Regions from separate parts of the Mus musculus genome. Here region 1 is linked to region 2. The links are chromatin contacts, found by Hi-C or POLR2A ChIA-PET in ENCODE. All regions are on one chromosome and are shown on one strand. Each heading gives the region's core, a stretch centred on a gene start or an enhancer-like site at or near the end of the contact. The rest is flanking DNA. Distances are from core to core; before and after follow the strand shown. Region 1 holds the start of 1110032A03Rik (RIKEN cDNA 1110032A03 gene). Region 2 holds the start of Dixdc1 (DIX domain containing 1).

Evidence for each region. A loop is a pair of places that touch in the nucleus more often than their neighbours do. ChIA-PET counts read pairs that join two places held with the same protein, here RNA polymerase II (POLR2A).
Region 1: a map of left cerebral cortex shows a loop between it and region 2 (2.9-fold over the local background). The contact joins the promoter of 1110032A03Rik here to the promoter of Dixdc1 in region 2. A Hi-C loop is called at or near these places in 9 of 37 maps with a recorded cell type or tissue (Patski, gastrocnemius, heart and 1 more). POLR2A ChIA-PET finds 5 or more read pairs at or near these places in 4 of 5 experiments (Patski and embryonic stem cell).

The regions. Positions count from the first base shown.
Region 1 is chr9:50,766,737-50,769,436 of GRCm38, reverse strand. 1110032A03Rik (RIKEN cDNA 1110032A03 gene) reads left to right here and starts at 1,253. Exons shown (of 4, transcript NM_023483.4): 1 at 1,253-1,579. The coding sequence starts at 1,538. Fdxacb1 (ferredoxin-fold anticodon binding domain containing 1) reads right to left here and starts at 1,199. Exons shown (of 5, transcript NM_198675.2): 1 at 982-1,199; 2 at 593-749. The coding sequence starts at 1,153.
Region 2 is chr9:50,726,601-50,729,448 of GRCm38, reverse strand. Dixdc1 (DIX domain containing 1) reads left to right here and starts at 1,465. Exons shown (of 20, transcript NM_001374656.1): 1 at 1,465-1,663. The coding sequence starts at 1,604.

The sequences.
Region 1 (2,700 bases), core at 4-2,503, 40 kb before region 2:
TCATCAAGCTATACTGACTCTTACGATTTGCATTTTTTAAAACCTTTTTGAGGTGGGCTGAAAGATTCAGCAGTTAAGAGCACTAGCTGTTCAAAAGTTCAATTTTCAGTACCCATATGATGGCGACACCAATCAGTACTCTAGTCCCAGGGGAACCAATGTCCTCTAAGGAGGCACACAACTGTTGCACAGACATGCATGCCGACAAAACACCCATATCCATATTTAAAAACACACACACACACACACACACAATTTGGGTAATGGTGCTTGCCACCAAGCCTAGTAGCCAAAGTTCTATCTCCTGGATACACGATGGAAGGAGGACCCGCTTCTGTAAGTTGTTCTCTGACCGCCACACTCATACACACACTAATTTTTGAAAAATAAACTTGCCTTTTCCTTGTAATTTATACTTTAACATCTAGGGTTATACGTAAATCTTTAAGACAAGATTATGGTTTTCTCTGGGTTTTATCTTCTTTCCTCGTGTATTCTAGCAACTTATTTCCCCAACGACAAAGTTTGTGTGCAGTGATTTGGTTATGGGAACCTGGAAACATTTTCTATGCCAGGACTCGTCTTGCCTCACCTCTGGAAAAACTTGGCAAGCAGTTCCCTGTTCTTAGCTACTCCAGCTTTTCGTCCACAGTGCGGGAAGTTGAAATAAATTCGATCAAAATCCCTATCGTCGGCTGGCAAGGCATGTGACAGCTGGGTACAGTCCACACCAAAACGCACTTCGACACCTGGCAAGGTTTAAAGGCGTGAAATAGAGACCAAAAGACGTCTTAAGATCTGTAAACCTGGACAAACACCACCACTCAATGCATGGTTGGGTTGCCAACAATGCAGCCCAGCCCAGACCTGAGCACACACGCGCATCCGCCTGAGCGCCCCCAGGAGGCGCCCTCGAGTTCCCCGCGCGAGCCACACCCTTACGCTCCGGGCGGGCCCTCGGGGCGGGCTGGGACTTGCTACCTCGTTCGCGCAGGCGCTTTAGGTTCTCTAGCGCTACCGGATCTCCCTCCAGAGCCGCCCGGTGCTGGAAGCCGGTAGCGGTAACACTGACGCTGGGATCCAGGCCGTCGATCAGAGAAGCGGCGAAGGAGAAATTCCCCTCCCCGACCAACAGGAGGCGCCGGGGAAGCATGGTCTCCTCCGGCTTACCTGCCGGCGCTCTCCGGGGCGCACATTTCTTACGTCACTTCCTTCGCGTGGGCCTCGTCTCCCTCCCCTCCCCACTCCACCCGGCACTAAGTGATGACGCATCAACAGCTTGTTACCAGGATAAACATTTGGAGCTACTGCTCGGGAGCTTCGAGCGGGGAAGTAAAATGGAGCTCTTGGCCTTGCCCCTTCACCTTTGTGCGCCTCCAAAGGCTCGTTTTCTTTTCAGTACTCGGACGGCCCAACACGGACGGCCCTGAGCGTCTTCGCCATTCTTGCTTGAAGCATAACTGTCACTAACTGAGGGGTGAGACGAGTCCTGCGTATTCCAGAGGCTCAGGACGCTGTAACTGCACCATCTCCTGACATGGCTGTCTCCTGTTCTCTCAACCACTCAACATATCTCCAGGTGTTTATATATCCTATTTTCAAGAAGTAACATTGAACGCCTGTCTTGTTCCATAGCACTGTGAGAGCAACTAGGTGTATGGATGAACTGGAAGTGGCCTGCCTGCTGTCAGATGACAAATGCACACAGCAGAAGAGGCAACTCGAATAGAATGGGGTGTGTACCCACCGTGAGTGAAGGAATTCGGGATACTATGAATGAAGCATACACAAGGGGAAGCCCTACGAAGCTGGGGAAGGGAGACATAGATTCCCTGAAGTTAGCCTGAGCTGAAAGCTAGTTGGGGGAGGGGAGCTCGTTTTAGTTAGGTAAAAAGGATTAAAAAGGCAGAAGGAACAATGTTCATAAAATCATAGTTAAAAAAAAAAAAAAGTTATGTTTGACTGGTTGAACACAGTTGGCCGGGAGACGGACTAGCAGGTGACACTGTAGAGTTAAAAAGGAAGCCAGACCAAATTGAGTGTTTTAACCATTTAATAGCCTAGACCCTATTCTGAGAATATAGAAATATATTATAGAATATAGAAAGCCACTAAATGACAGCCAGCAGGAGGTCTCAAAATGTAAAATGAAAAACTTTGAATTCATTTGAGAAAAAATGAAGCTACTTTATTGATTTGGTAAGGGCTTTTTGTCCTTGACAATCCTGATCAGGTGACCTTCAGAAAAATCAACTTTCCTCCCAAAATCACGTTTGAAAAGACAATCTAGCACTCTAACATTGATCAGATGGGCGTGTCTATCTGGAAGTAGTTAGCTAAAAACTGAAAACCAGCCACCACAATAACCAAGTATAGCCAGCTGTGGTGGCACACACCTTTAGTCCCAGTACTTGGGAGGCAGAGGCAGGTAAATTTCTAAGTTCAAGGCCAGCCTGGTCTACAGAGTGAATTCCAGGACAGCCAGGGCTACACAGAGAGACCCTGTCTCGGAAAAAGGCCAAGTATTCCATTTCTCATTACTAATGAATGATTCCCATCTCAAGAACCCACCCTGGGCTGACCTAGCTAAAGAATACTCAAAAGACCATAAAAAAATGTAAGGATGCTCAAGAATTTGCAAAGAAATATGGGAGAAAGTGACCTATAGACTAAACTGCCATGAGTGGTCCCAGCAAGTTA
Region 2 (2,848 bases), core at 216-2,715:
CTTAACACTGTAATTTCTCCCTTTTGTCTAGGATCACAAGATGGAATGTAAAATGGACTTTCTTTCTCTCATTCTTTCTTTCTTTTTTAAGATCACTTAGTCCAAGCATGCAAATGACTAGTGTTCTTAAAAATAAACATCAGAGCTGTGACCTCAGCCAGGCCACACGAGAAAGAGGCTCTGTTACACCCAAGGGTGGATGCTTTTACCTGACAATGTACAAGGGCATTCTTGGTGCTTTATTTTAAAACTCACTTATAAAGTATGTGTTCCTTTCTTTCCTTCTTTCTTTCAAGAGCAGGTCTCATCTATATGGTCTGGAACTATATGTGGCTGACCTGGAACTTGCTATATAGACCAGGCTAGCTTTGGACTTAGAACCTCTAGAGTGTTGATCTGGTGTGTGTGTGTGTGTGTGTGTGTGTGTGCGCGCGCGCGCACGCGCGCGTGTATGTGCATGCATATGATAGGTGTATACCCCCATGCTGGCTCTTAGAAATTATTTTATTATAAAACCAATTAATTAGTGTGTGTGTGGGGGGGGTGAGCGTAATGTGTGCCTGTGCCCGAGAGATGTGAGTTCTCCCTTTCCACCTTTGCATGGCTCCAGGATTGAACTCAGGTGTCAAGCTTTTACAAGAGCCTTTATCCCCTGAGCCATCGTGCCCAATCTTACCCCTTAGCATTTATTTTGTAAAAAAGATAGAAGATCCTTGGTGTGCCTCTGACGTTTCTATTATGATGGTATGATTTGTTTAGCGCTGTTCAGTTACTTATAGTCTACAGTTACTTACAGAGCCCCAGCCCCAGCCTCTCTCCTCTGGCCCCTTTTTATTGTTATTTCTTGTCATTCTATTTCCTCTTATTTAAATTGCTTCATTCTCCAACCCCGAGTGGGAAAAGGTTGCTGGTTGTCTCACTCTCAAGCCCTGCGTGGAAAAAGGTTGCTGTTAGTCTGGAGAATGGAGTAAGGGGTGGGTGGGGTAATCCTGTGACTCACTCCTTTCCCCACCCACCTTGTGATGAGGTGCTTGCAGCCTTAAATGAGCAAAGTGACTACATACGTGTGTGTGTGTGTGTGTGTGTACGTGCGTGTGCGTGTGCGTGTGCGTGTGTGTGTGTGTGTGTGTGTGTATGTGCGTGTATGTGCGTGCACACGCTCGGGGACGCCCGCCTCCAAACGTGCAGTGTAGTGATTGCAGGCATATGCTCAGGCTGGCAAGCCCGCTTGTGTCAGCGCGGATGTGTGTGTGTGCTCACGCGTGTGTGAATGCTCGTTGCGAGCACCCGTGCGGAGCCTGCGTGCGCGCCCACGGCTTCCCCGCACTCCCTGGAGACCCGGGGCTGCCTGCTAGCGCCTCTTGCCTGTGCGCAGCGCGCGCCCTGCTGTTTCTATAGGAACCAGCACAGCGCCGGGCCCCTCCGGCTGCAGCCCGCGCGCGAGCATGCCCAGTGCAAGCCGCTAGTTTGGCTCGGGTCTAGGTTTCCAGTAAGTGGCATGCGGGACTCCAGAGAGCTCCCAGGGAGCTGAGCTGATCGCCTTTGTGTACAGAGGGAAGAGACGGTGGCGTGACCCCACCCGGGAAGCCCCGCGGCAGGAACAATGCTAGCCTGCTTGACCCGCGGGAACTTACTGGACGTCCTGCAAGAGGGCTTCAATGAGGTAACTGCCCTGCTCCTCCCACCCCCAGCTCCCGGTCACCCCGCGCCTCCCGCCTAATCTCCCGAAGGGAATCCTGGGGGGCGGTGAGGGGCATCCTCCCGGGGAGCCCATTTAAGAGCCTGGGTGGTAGAGTCAAGGAGGTAGGTGTGGTGCAGATGCATCAACCCGAGGACATCAGAAAGGCGGTGGGCCTCCTCTAAACTGGAGGGATTGAGTACCTTCCCGAGGTGGGAAGGGCAGGCAGGACTACGGACTCAGAAGGCATCTTCTTGCCGAAAAGGTGGTCCCCACGCCTCCCAGGGACTCTCCAGGGACATCCTAGAGGGAAGCCCTGAACAGATGCGGCAGAGCTCTATTTCAGGCGCTAAGCGGATGAGTCACGGGAGGGGTGCGGTGGCGTGGCATTGGTAGAAAGTTTGAAAGAGGGTAGGAGACTGTGGGTGGTCCACATGAGGGGTGAATTTCCTGAATCCTGCACATCCACGTGCGAATTTCCTGAATCATGCACATTAGATTTCTCCACCACTGAGGAGGACAAGGTTGGCTGAGAGGACCAACCTGGGCCTCAGGCCCAGTTTCAGGAGCTAATATTAGTGTGATTCCCTTCTGTGAGAACTGTGGTGGGGAGCTGCAACCTGACAGGAAAGGTGGGCCAGGATTGACCCAAGCAGGCTCTGTTTTCTCTTCAAAAGTTTCTCTCAGAATTCTGTTACCTCTTCCATTTGCTTCTTTTGTGACTCAGGCTACTCTTGTTTGCTCCTCAGTCATCCTTTGGTTGCTTTAGGCCTGCAGCCGCAAAGGCATAAGCTATTGGTCATGGCTTCCTGCCTTTTCCCTCAGTTCACCTTTCCCTTCTCTATGGGTTTCTTAAATTTCAGATTGTGTGTGTGTGTGTGTGTGTGTGTGTGTGTGTGTGTGTGTGGTGGGGGCCTTGGGGATGCTACCAAGGTGTTTTACCAGTACTCCACTCCTCCACCCTTTACAACAGCCCTTGTGTTTTTAGAATCAGTTTTTAGTCAGATAATATAAACAGCCCTGTGTGCAGGGGTGACTGAAACTAGGACCTTGCAGTATGACTAGGGGCTTGATCACTGAGCTACATCCTAAACCCATTCTCTTCTTAAATATTAACATTATGGACAAGATGGACGAGCCTTTGTGCCCTTGCCGTCTCTCACCCCCTTC